Regions from separate parts of the Homo sapiens genome. Here region 2 is linked to region 1. Evidence: read pairs that join two places in POLR2A ChIA-PET (ENCODE). Cell type or tissue: Panc1. All regions are shown on one strand. Each heading gives the region's core, and the rest is flanking DNA. Links, peaks and the distances in the headings are about the cores only.

What was found. ChIA-PET counts read pairs that join two places held together with the same protein. Peaks named below come from ENCODE experiments on the same cell type or tissue, not always from the same donor. Only the 100,000 strongest peaks of a DNase experiment are listed, where the experiment ranks them.
Region 2: POLR2A ChIA-PET joins it to region 1 with 11 read pairs; 5 of 35 experiments call an interaction of 5 or more read pairs at or near these places.

What each region holds. Positions count from the first base shown.
Region 1 is chr5:142,905,581-142,911,742 of GRCh38, reverse strand. It overlaps ARHGAP26 (Rho GTPase activating protein 26), which reads right to left. Exons shown (of 23, transcript NM_001135608.3): 9 at 3,939-4,039. Among named protein-coding and RNA genes, the nearest start is that of ARHGAP26-AS1, 40 kb to the right of the region's middle. In Panc1, for the core only: no CTCF peak of the experiment used is centred there; no DNase peak of the experiment used is centred there.
Region 2 is chr5:142,781,698-142,787,859 of GRCh38, reverse strand. All of the region lies in intron 1 of ARHGAP26 (Rho GTPase activating protein 26), which reads right to left. Among named protein-coding and RNA genes, the nearest start is that of ARHGAP26, 14 kb to the right of the region's middle. In Panc1, for the core only: no CTCF peak of the experiment used is centred there; no DNase peak of the experiment used is centred there; H3K27ac peaks cover 1,771 bases.

The DNA of each region.
Region 1 (6,162 bases), core at 635-5,634:
AAAGATTACATGAGGTGTCCCAGAGAAATGGGAGGGAATAGGGATATATAAAGGATCACCAAATACATGCAGAAAGAGGAGGAAGATTAATATTCTGTTCCAAGGATGACCATACCATATCAGCAAAAATCTATAAAGATGGTCTGTTCAACTATTGATTGCTTTAAAAAGTGGGGGACGTGGATATCACTTAAACAAGTAAATGAAAAGTTATAACCATGAAAAATTCTGTTTTTAAAAAGCCAAAGTTAAGGAGATCTGACCTGGTCAGGAAGGTTAGGAAAAGCTTTCTTGAGCTGAAACTGAAAGAATTCATAGGAAATAAAATAAGGAGGAGGGAATGGAGCAGGTGGACAGGCCCTGGGGTCAGGGTCCACATAGGCTTGGAGAAACAGCAGGGCAGCTGGTGTGGCTAGAAGCCCAGAGTGAGGGAAAGTAGAAAGAAGAAGACTTTGAGGAGTGACAGAGGCAAGACCATGTAGGATTCTCGTTTGTATCCTGAGAGCAGCAGGAAAATAAAGAAGGGTTTCAATCAAAAGAAGGGATAGGATCGGTTTTGGGCTGCTCCAGATCTGCAGAGGTGCCTCAGGTCAGAGTGTAGGATGCAGGGAAATTCTTCCGTCACACACAGGGTCTGGTCTCCAGGAGGATGTGGCAAATCTGCTCACAACTCCAGATCTGAAGCTATGAGAACAGTGGGTACTTTTAAAGGAAAATAATCCAAATGAAAAGGACAGTGAGGGAACCTAACAGGTGGAGAAAGAGCATGTTAGGAAAAGAAAACACCCAATTATCTAGGTTAAAAGATATTTATGTTATCTATTTATCTATGTTCTATCTACCTCTAGCTCCTAGGAGAGCTCTGTTCAAACATGTATGCAGGCCAAGCATAGTAGAAAACACTGGTAATCCCAGTACTTTGGAGGCCAAGGTGACCAGGAGTTTGAGGCCAGCCTGGGCAACATAGTGAGACTCATCTCTATTTCTTCTTTTTTTCTTTTTTTGAGATGGAGTCTCGCACTGTCGCCCAGGCTGGAATGCAATGGCGCCATCTTGGGTCACTGTAACCTCCACCTCCCAGGCTCAAGCGATTCTCCTGCCTCAGCCTCCCAAATAGCTGGGATTACAGGCATGCGCCACTGCACCCGGCTAATTTTTGTATTTTCATTAGAGATGGGGTTTCACCATGTTGCCCAGGCTGGTCTTGAACTCCTGACCTCAGGTGATCCACCTGCCTCAGCCTCCCAAGTGCTGGGATTAACAGGCGTGAGCCACCACATCCGGCCTCGGTCTCTATTTTTAAAAAATATATACAACAACATCACATGATTCCTCTACACAATCGAGAAGACATCACCTCTAGACAGCCAGTCCTCATATTTCCTTCACCCTAAAGCTGAGGAAATAGTGACGTCATGGGAAGTATAATGAGTTCAGAATCAGGAGATTCAGACTGTGGAAAGAGCGTTTGAGCACCAGCTCTGTAACTTGTTAAATGACCTTAGAAATCATACTCTCTCCTAACCTCAATGTCCTCCTTTGTAAAAGGAGGAAAACTGGATCAAACAGGGTAATATAAATAAAAGGTTGCAGAAAAATATAAAACATAATTTAAATGTAAGGAATTACTAGGAAAATTAACTCTTATAATATCAAGGTCCTAATATAGCACCCATTATGTGTCAGGATTTGTTCCAAAAAATTTTTATATACTAATTCACATAAACCTCTTCACTACCCAATGACATGCTTTCTAGTAACTCTCTGAAGTCTCTGGAGAACCAAACATCCACTATAATTGGTTTCTACCCTTCACTTTCAAGTGTGATAAGAAAGGAATAGAGAAAATACAAAAGAGTTCTTCATTAAAAGTCTGAGAAAGCCCAAGATAAAAGGCCCAAAAACAGACTGTGTGAGAGAACAATTTGGTGAAGCTGATTTCTAGAAGGACTAAGAATTGGGAAGGGACTAAGGCTCAATCCAAGGAAAGCAGGCACAACTCTGTTTCCATTTCATGAAAACTAGGGGACACCTAATAATGTAGGTTTTTAATATTCCTCCTAAATGTAATTTCTCTGTTATGACATTTTAATGTCTGTTTTCCTGAGATTATTTATAAATCAATCCTGCCCCTGCCAAGAAACATAAAAAGGGCTTTGTTATTGCTTTGATTCAGGGAAGGAACAGAGATGCTGATAAACTTCTCTATCATGGCTTAAGTAAAAGAAAGCCAGGAAGAAAAACTGGAAGTGGAAGAGAACAAGGAGCACAACATGGCTGAGTACCTAACAGTAATGACAACAGCACCTAACAGCACTGGCCCAGGCAGACTGAGAGCAAAGCCAGCGCTTTTAACCCCTACTCTATAATGCCCACACACACGCAAACTCAACATGTTGCATAAAAATGTACTGCAGAGAGGACCGAAGTGGAATGCTTGTAGAGGACTAGTTTATCGACAGGTTAGACACAAATGAAAAACTATTTAAGCTGAAGACAGAGTAAGAGAAATTATTCAGAATACAGTCCAGAGACTCAAACAGATAAAACATGTAAATATTTGTATTAAAAACATTTAAATATCTCCAGAGGGAGACAATAGAATGGGAAGGAGGCGAAACTCAAAGGGATAATTGGTGAGAATTTTCCAGAGTTATTGGAAGAGACCAAATCTCAAATCCTGGAAAACCAAAACCTCCCAAGCAATAGATTAAAAAAGAAAAAAATCAAAGCTAGGGCTATCATAATGAAATGTAGAATATCAAAGGAAGAAAATAAAGCATAGGAGCAAAGAGAAAAGACAGGTCACCTCCATAGAAATGCATGTGGCCTGCTGTGGGAACACTCAGAGGAGACTCACAAGCAGGCAGGAGGCGAGAGGCAACAGCCAGGAGGAGGGAAGAACTAGGAGCATTCAAGGAGCTGCCCAATGGCGGGGACACCAGGGAGCCATATGTGCCCAACTGTCTCTTCCAAAGATAGCTACATATCACCTTCTATGCCACGTGCTTTTCCTACAATGAGACTTTGATGCCCCTCCCATGGAGAGGCAGGGTCTACCTCCTCCCCCACTGAAACTGAGAGGGCTATTGTGACCATTTTAACCAATAGATAAGGTAAAAGTAAGGCTCTATGACTTCTGAGATTAAGTCATGAAAAGGCAATGCAGTGTCTACTTTAGTTTCTAGAACATTCACTCCTAAAACCTTTTGCTGCCCTGAGGCCACCATGCTGTGAGGAAGCCCAAACTTGCTAATACAGAGAGACCAAATGGCGAGGCCCTGGGAGTATGCAGAGAAAGAGGGAAAAGGGAAGAAAAGGATACAGGAGAGAGGATGACAGCTGTATCTGGCCAGCTTGAGCTGCTTCAGACCCTCCTTGTTCTAGCTCTAGCTACTGTCTGCTTAGTACTTTATGAGAAACCTCAAGCCTGAACCACCCATCCAAATGCCCCCTGAATTCGTGACCCACAGAAACAATGAGAAATACTAAAATGATTGCTGTTGTTTTAAATGTTGCTAAGTTTTGGGGTGACTTGTTACACAGCAATAGGTAACCAGGACATCTATGTTGCCACTGGCAGCTCTCCAGGTATCAAGTGGGAGTGGGACTGAATCAGTTTCACAGGATGAGGTTATTCAATAATTTTCAGCATATAAAAATATTTGATACGCTTGATATTGTATATATGTGAAATACAAAAATATTTCTTAACTGCAGTTCCTAACGTAAGTTAGAGCTAAGAGTAATCATCTTATTTTAGCGATTCTTCAGCCTCTTAGGCTTCCTGAACTACTATATAAAAATTTTTTAAATTATTAATTTTAAATTTATGATGAAACATAAATATAACACTGGAGGTGTTACTTTATACATGCATTATAATCATTATATGTTAGCCAAGCAAATCAAACATCAAATTTTAAAAATGAACTCACCCCTTTTCCTCCTGACTTTTGGTCAAATGGTACCATGGTGATTTGTTTGGAATCCCGTTGATATGTACAGTAGTGCTTCACCCAAGAAGTTCCAAAGTGACCTGAAAGGTAATATTTCCCATAAAATATCTATACATTCCACTGTATGCTATACATCATGAGCTGGAAAAACCACAACCCATAATTCATAATGCTCATCTACCCTACCCTTAAACTATGTTAGAAGTAATATATTCTCCACACTAGCTAGAATGAATAGACAGAAATCTGATCCCACAGGCTCAAATGAAACCAACCCCGGGATTTCCCCCAGGGACCAAAGAAGACTGTTTCCCATTGATGCTACATCCAGTGGGTCTTAAAATACAACGGAAGTAAAGGTTCCCTGGGGAAACTAATCCCCGTTCCCATCATCAAGCCCCAACTGAAGTTTCCACTCTCTTCACTGACAGGAGTAAGATGATTGAGGAGAGAACGCAGAAAGCCTCCTCCAAGCGCTTGTGACCATTCCCATCTGTTGCGATGACATCATGCTTCCCACACAGCTGCTCTGTGACTCTGTGCACAGACATCAGGGGTTCTGACCTACTTCCAAACCCCTAACTTACTTTAGCAGAACTCAAGAAGATCTGAAAAGCAGACAAGGAGAGCTCAGAGACACCAGAGATGCAGAGTGGAAGTGACTGTCAATGCCCACATGTAACCTCTAAGGACTATGTCCCTCAAGATTAGTATGTCACCTCAAGAGGGAGGTGCCATGCAGTCGTATTCTGGCCAAGTCTCTGATTTTACTCAGTGCTTAGCCAATTACTTGAAAACAAAGCACTATTAAAGGAAGAAGGCATTAGTCAGCCTGCAAAGGACTTCAACCAATACTAGTTTTAGGTGCTTATGGAGATCACACAGCAGAAATTGTTAAAAAAAAAAAATTGTTTAAACATAAAGAGAATTAGCAGACGTTTAATAATTATCAATGGTATGGCATGACTGCCAACTGCAAGTGTTAGATGTCATTTAGTAAACTTAAAAAACAAAACAGTAAATGTTTCCACTGGGCCGTCAAGGACAAATGAAAATACAAACCATCTTAGTGTATTCTTACAGACTGGGGAAAAAATTCCAGTAATTGAACAACACAAAGATTCCCAAAGCACTGTATCTTGGACAACTTGAGCATCAAGATAAATAAGGACAGTTATAAATTATAGCCTCCTGAACAAAAGAGGAACCCATAAATCCAAACTGACAATGGAAAGATGGATAACGGACGGACGGATGGATGGATAGACAGTAGGAAGGGAGAGAGGGAGGAAGAAAGAGGAGCAGGACTCTTCCTTACATAAGTACACTGAATGGCAACTATTAAATGTGGAGGGGTTGGTGGAACTGAGAAGTCACCATTTTGCAACCATCATAGTAAAGATCAGCTCAGGCAAGGATTGTCAATGGATGCTAAATCTATGGAGGTAAAGTGTGATAAGGAGAAGGATATTTACATGATCTTAAGGTGTTACCTTCAGATTGCTAATTAGTTACAAGGGGAAAATAGTGACTGTATAGTGGAGAAACCAGACAATACCTTGACTGGGTGATCAAAATTTACATCACCACTGAGGGGCAGGTCGACACCACATGTGTCCAGATGTGGCCCCAGAGAAGAACTCTTATGTAGGATTTGACCAGAGATGCATAATCCAAATCTAATCATGAAGAAACACCAGATAAACCCATGCTGAAGAAAACTGTATAAAGGAACTGGACTGTGTTGTTCAAAAATGTCAATGTCATGAAAGACAAAGAAAAGCTGGAGAACTGTTCCAGATTAAAGGAGACTAAAGTCATGACAACTAAATGCAGTATGAGGTTCTGTACTGGAGAACAACAAAATGCTTTAGAAGGCCATTATTGATACAACTGGCAAAACTGGAATACGGACTGTAGTTCAGATTAAATATTGCACCAATGTTAAATTTGATATTAGGTTGGTGCAAGAGTTCAATTGCGATTTTAGCCATTACTTTTAATGGCAAGAGTTCAATTGCGATTTTAGCTATTACTTTTAATGGCAAAAACCATAATTACTCTTGCACCAACCTAACAGATGTGTTTACATAAAAAGAATATCTTTTATTCTTAGAAAATACTCACTACTGAAGAAGCATGGTATATGCAACCATATTCTCAAATGACTCAGAAAAAAGTGTGTATGTGTGTGTATGCAAGT
Region 2 (6,162 bases), core at 671-5,670, 120 kb after region 1:
TAATGATACATAGGGATGATCATGAACTGTTGAAAAGACTATAAAACCAAAATGACAATCTCTAATCAGTACTATAGGCATAATTTGCATTTTATTTTATCCATCTGTAATTTCTAAATTTTCTCTAATGAACATGTATTGTCTATATAATCATGTTATCTAAGAAAAAATACAGGTTTTTGGATTGCTTTTTTTCCTTTTAATGACTAACCTATGTAGACAGAAAGTCAGGAGAAGGCAGAAGGGTCAGCCTGCTCCTTTGGTGTTGCTGGCTTTGTCAGTGGCTTTGTCAGCTGTGGGCTTGGCTGTCCAAGGGAGGGAGATGTAAGCCATCCATCTTATCCACGTCTCATTGTTTATGTCCAAAATACATTCTCCCTGGAGATTCTAGATCGAGCACCTGCAAAGACTCAGATCTCATACCCAGTTTCCTGACCTCCCCAAATAGGTTTCTAGGTCCCTAATAGGCATTAAAAATACGTAATTATTTCTGGAGCTGTTCAACTAACCCAAATAACATGCTCTCATTCCATGTCCCCAAATTTCCCTTCTTGAAATATAAATTATTGACCTACTTTGTTAAAGACCATTTTAATGGCACTCTCCCACCCCAATGATAAAAATGAGACACTTGACACTGTCATCAGGTCCCATTAGAGAGGTAGAAAATAAGCCACTAAATGTTACCCATCAGAACGGCTAAGCAGTGAGCCAGAAGTTCTGTGCCCACCCTGGTTCTGAGCACATCCTCTCACTCTGAAATGTAACACAGGAAGTATAACAGGAAAGGGAGCCCTAGACAGTGCTGTTCACCTAGATGAGACCACTCACAGTCCGACTAAGAGTTCTCTAGAACCAGAATGTCTTAGTCACCTCAAAGCTGAGAGTCATTTTAGCTATAATTATAGAAATCCAAGCCGGACGCAGTGGCTCATGCCTGTAATCTCAGCACTTTGGGAGGCCAAGGCGGGCAGATCACGAGGTCAGGAGTTCAAGACCAGCCTGGCCAACATGGTGAAACCCCGTCTCTACTAAAAATACAAAAATTAGCCGGCTGTGGTAGCATGTGCCTATAATCCCAGCTACTCGGGAGGCTGAGGCAGGAGAATTGCTTCAGCCCGGGAGGCGGAGGTTGCAGTGAGCCAAGATCATGCCACTGCATAGAGCAAGACTCCATCTCAAAAAAAAAAAAAAAAAAAAAAAAATTCTAGAACTCCAGAAATCTGTTTCACGTCATTTCCATTTACCAAAGGCTTTGTTTTCTCCATAACTGAGATATCAGGGATGAATCCCAGCTACTCAGGAGGCTAAGGTGGGAAGATCATTTGAGGCCAGGAATTTGAGACCAGCCTGAGCAACACAGCAAGATCCTATCTCTAAAAACACTTTTTTAAACTTAGCTGAGCATGGTAGCATGCTCCTCTAGTCCCAGCTACTCAGGAAAATGAGGTGGGAGGAACACTTGAGTCCAGGAGTCCGAGGCTGCAGTGAGCTATGATCACACCACTGCATTCCAGCCTGGGTGATAAAGGAAGACCCCAACTCTTAAAGAAATTAACTTTTTAAAAAATGTATTAGGGCCAAACACCATGGCTTACACCTGTAATCCCAGCACTTTGGGAGGCCAAGGCAGGAGGATCACTTGAGGCCAGGAGTTCTAGACCAGCTGGGCAACACACTGAGACCCCCATCGCTACAAAAAAAAAAAAAAATGTTTTTTAATTAGCCAGGCATAGTGGCAAAAGCCAGTAGTTCTGGCTACTTGGGAGGCTGAGGTGGGAGGATTGCTTGTGCCCAGAAGTCTGAGGGTACAGTGAGCTATGACTGTACTACCACACTGGGTGACAAGACAAGACTCTGTCTATTTAAAAAAAAAAAAAAATACCAGGGATCAGTCACCTCCCTGGTCCTTTGGCAAGGCAAGAGAGAGATGGTAGAAGGCCAGACACAGTGAACAAATGATGGGGGTGTGTGGGGAAAGGTGAAGGGAAAGAAAAAGAAGGGAGGAAAGCAAATGAGAGAAAGAGAAAACATACAGATGGTAGAAAACACGCTTTCTACATTTGGACTGGAATTTCCTAGAACAATGCAAGGTTGCTAGTGAAGAAGAAGGGCTTTCCTGTTAAGACCACTGACACCCCCAAACATCACCATTTCAGCATATAAAAAGTTTACTTTTGTCAATAGTCCCTAAAATGGTTAAAGCTGAAACCCTGAAGTGCAACCAGCCAAATCAGGATAGTACTGGCAATTTTTTTCCTCTGTAGAAATGAAGGAATGCATCTACCTACTGGATTTGGGGTACCCATTCTCAAGCAGAAATAACACGCTCTCGTTCCAATTACTCTCTCTAAAGCAAGATCAACACCAAGGGACAGACAAGACAAAAGAAGTGTGAAACCAGAGGCCTAAAGGCCCCCTCGGCAGTGAGTGTGCATTAGTCAGGTTGCACTAGTAAATCTGTCAGAGGACAAGAATGTGTGAAGAGCAAGAACAGTGCCAGGTCGGAACATCCTGGTGTTGGAACTGCAGCATTCTGAGGAGCTGCAAATTGTTTGGATGCACTGAAGGAAAAGGGTATGTGGCTTCACAAGATCAAGAGACGAAGCAGATAGGAGAGTGCCACACTTGGAGACATGAGTTAAAAATCCTAAGGAATCCCGGCACTTTGGGAGGCCGAGGTGGGCGGATCACGAGATCAGGAGATCGACACCATCCTGGCTAACACAGTGAAACCCTGTCTCTACTAAAAATACAAAAAATTAGCCGGGCATGGTGGTGGGCGCCTGTAGACCCAGCTACTTGGGAGGCTGAGGCAAGAGAATGGCATGAACTCAGGAGGGAGGCGGAGCTTGCAGTGAGCCGAGATCGCGCCACTGCACTCCAGCCTGGACAACAGAGCAAGACTCCATCTCAAAAAAAAAAAAAAAAAAAAATCCTAAGGAAGTGGTTGCCTAGGGATGAGAGGTAGGGATGGAAAGAATGGCAGATATTAGCTAAGGACTACAGGATTGCTTTGGGGGAATGATGAAAATATGCTAATATTAATCGTGAAGATGAATGCAAAATCCTGTGCATATACTAAAAGCCATTGAATTGTATGCTGCAAATGGGTAAATTGTGTCGTGTGAATTGTATCTCAAAAAAGCTGTTTTTAAAAAACATCGTCCATGGTCTCTGCCTACCATCGCCTACCCCCATGCTGCCCATTTGGGGAGCTCAGTAATATGGCTGATTGAGACGGCACATTAAGAGATATGAGTCATCCTTCTCCAGTTTGACATTTTACAAGTTTCTTGCTTAACCATCAAAAAACAAATTGTCTTTCTTAAAGAGACTCAGTTTAGGGGCAGTAAGGATTAGACTCCTTAGGAAAACAAGCAAAATTTAAGTTATCTTCAACTGGTGATCATCTTCATGTACAAATTACGTACGGTTTCAAGCACAAAATCCCAAGCAAGCCCCACTGGGCTGTGTCTTTTCCTTGCAGTATGGTATGAAGTTAAGCTGGCCAGGAGAGGTGGGGGAGATGAGAAGCAAGCCAAAGTTATATCCCAAAAGACACAGAGGCCAAAAGCTATCAGTTCCACTCCAATTTCCTATGCAATGGAGCAGAGCTTCCCTGCTGGGGAACCGATTACAAGCATGCTGGCTACGTAAGAGGAAACAGGCTTTCTTTCCAGAGAGAAACCCATCTTGCTGCTCTAAACAGAGCTGGCAGCATGGTAGTCTGCTGACCTTGCACACTGAGCTCTGGGCAGCTTCGGTCAGAAGGCCGGCAGATTGTGGCAAGTCCTGGCCAGCAGACACAGATGCAGCAGGAGCATCTGGATGCCGAAGCCTACGGATGCTGAGGCACTCGCCTCCAGTGCCTGCCCTGGCCTCCACAATGACATATTGTCCACAGCAGGGGTGGTGTGGCTGATGATCTGCTGGGTAAGTCGCCCACGGTAAAGTCTGTGTCAAACATTTCAGTGCACTAGTCAGATACAAATGCAAGAAAACCTTATTTTTGGAAGAGCAACCCACAGATTTTCTTAAGAAGCAAATAGCAGAGTGAAAGCAGCACTAATTTCCTGGTGGTGACACCCTGGGATCACACCAGCAGCAGCTGTGGTCTGCCCAGTCATCCAGCCCTGCTTTAAAAGGGTGAGAACCAGCTGAGATCAGAACAGAGACAGCAGTATTTGCCAGAAATGAGTTGCCCAGGGGCACCTCCAGGTAGAAGGGGGAGATCAGCTCTCTCTGGGTTTAAGGCATCTCAGCTCCAGAGCCATCACCCAGTCTCTCTCCTCCTCTCCCCAGATCCTGAGTTCCCCTTGCTGTGCAACAGCTCAACCAGCTCATTATGCTTCCTGAATGTTTTTAAAGAAAAAAAAAATGTGAAACATAATTACAGGCTCTGACCCCAAATGACTTTAACCCTGACAAGAGCACCCAAGACTCACTGTGGGAATACAGTTTCCCTGTGATTGCCCAGGAGCAAAAGTTTCCTTTCAGGAGCTCCCCCACATCCGCTGGCAATGCTGCTGAAGGGTTCCCGCTCACAGGCCAAGCTCACGGAACAACTGGATCCCAGGCGTGGAGCCACACTGGCTGACATGTTCTCAAGCTGCTAGAACTTTTACGCTTCTGAAACCCTCCTGCATCATTCCTAGGCCTGCAGTAATGCAAACACCCTCCAGATATCTGAGATGTGCCCACGAGGCTGGAGAGCACAGCTGTGCACATTAAGGAAGAACAGGATTTGGGGACCAGATTTATGCAGAATCTCTGCTGACCTATTTAGACCTAATGTGTGGTCCAAGGACTCCCACCATGCAAATCACTTGGGGTGAGATGGAAGGGAGTGGGGGCGGGGGTATAGGAAATTCGGGTTTCCAGACCTGCCTAGAGCTCATGCATCAGCATTTCCTTGGGTAAAGCCAGAGAATCTGCAGTTAGGGGAATTCTTGTACACCTTCACTTTTAAGAACCACTATCTTACAAGGACACTCTAAAGGCAGATTCCAATAACAGGTCACTTACCACAGGCCTGCTTACACTGCTAAGCATAATATCTACAATTATCTCAGCTGCTCCTCACAATAATATTGTAAGGTATAATAGATATTTATTATCCTCCCTTGCACTTATGCTGTTTTCTCCAGTTTCATCTCCAAAGGTCAAATCCAAAGGCCTCCAAACAGTCCTCACCTAAACTGGCCAGGATGAAACATCAAGTCATCAAAGCCTCTCCAACTCTCTGCTACCCACCTGCTAAATGTGGATGCTCCCTATGGTTTCAGCTTCCACTCTCTTCTCTCACTCCATGCCAGGCGTTCTTCACCCTTGCTGCACATTAGAATCACCTGGGGAGTTTTTAAAATGTCCCATGCCCAGACTGCAACCCAGCCAAATTATATCAGAATCTCTGAAGGTGAGTCCTGAGCTCCTCAGGTGATTTCAATGGACAGCAGAGGCTAAGGACCCCTGCGTGGGTCTCACTCTTATAGATTCAGTCACTCCCAGGGCCTCAAATACCACCTGGAGAGAGCCAAACCTATACCTGTAGCCCTCATCTTCCTCCAGAGTTCCAGACTTGTGCTTCCCACAGCCTTGTGGGTGTCTCCACCTGCATGCCCTGCAGGAACTCAGCAAGGACAAACCTTACTTCACTCTGTATCCCCCATCACACACCACGATTCCTCTCCTGTATGCAGTTCAGCCATCCTCCCAAGGCCTAAGAAGGAAACTCTGGAGATGCCCCTAACTCCTCTGTCATCCCTTCCTCAGGCACTATGCTGCTGACTATGTGTTCTCTTCATCCACACCTGATCATCTACTCTCAAAAACACCATGAATCGGCCAGGCGCAGTGGCTCATGCCTGTAATCCCAGCACTCTGGGAGGCCAAGGCGGGCAGATCACGAAGTCAGGAGATTGAGACCATCCTGAGTAACACGGTGAAACCCCATCTCTACTAAAAAAAAATACAAAAAATTAGCCGGGCATGGTGGCACGCACCTGTAGTCCCAGCTACTCAGGAGGCTGAGGCAGGAGAATCACTTGAACCCGGGAGGCGGAGGTTGCAGTGAGCCAAGATAATACCACTGCACTCCAGCCTGGGCAACAGAGAGAGACTCCATCTCAAAAAAAAGCCATGAATTCTGCATTCCACTCT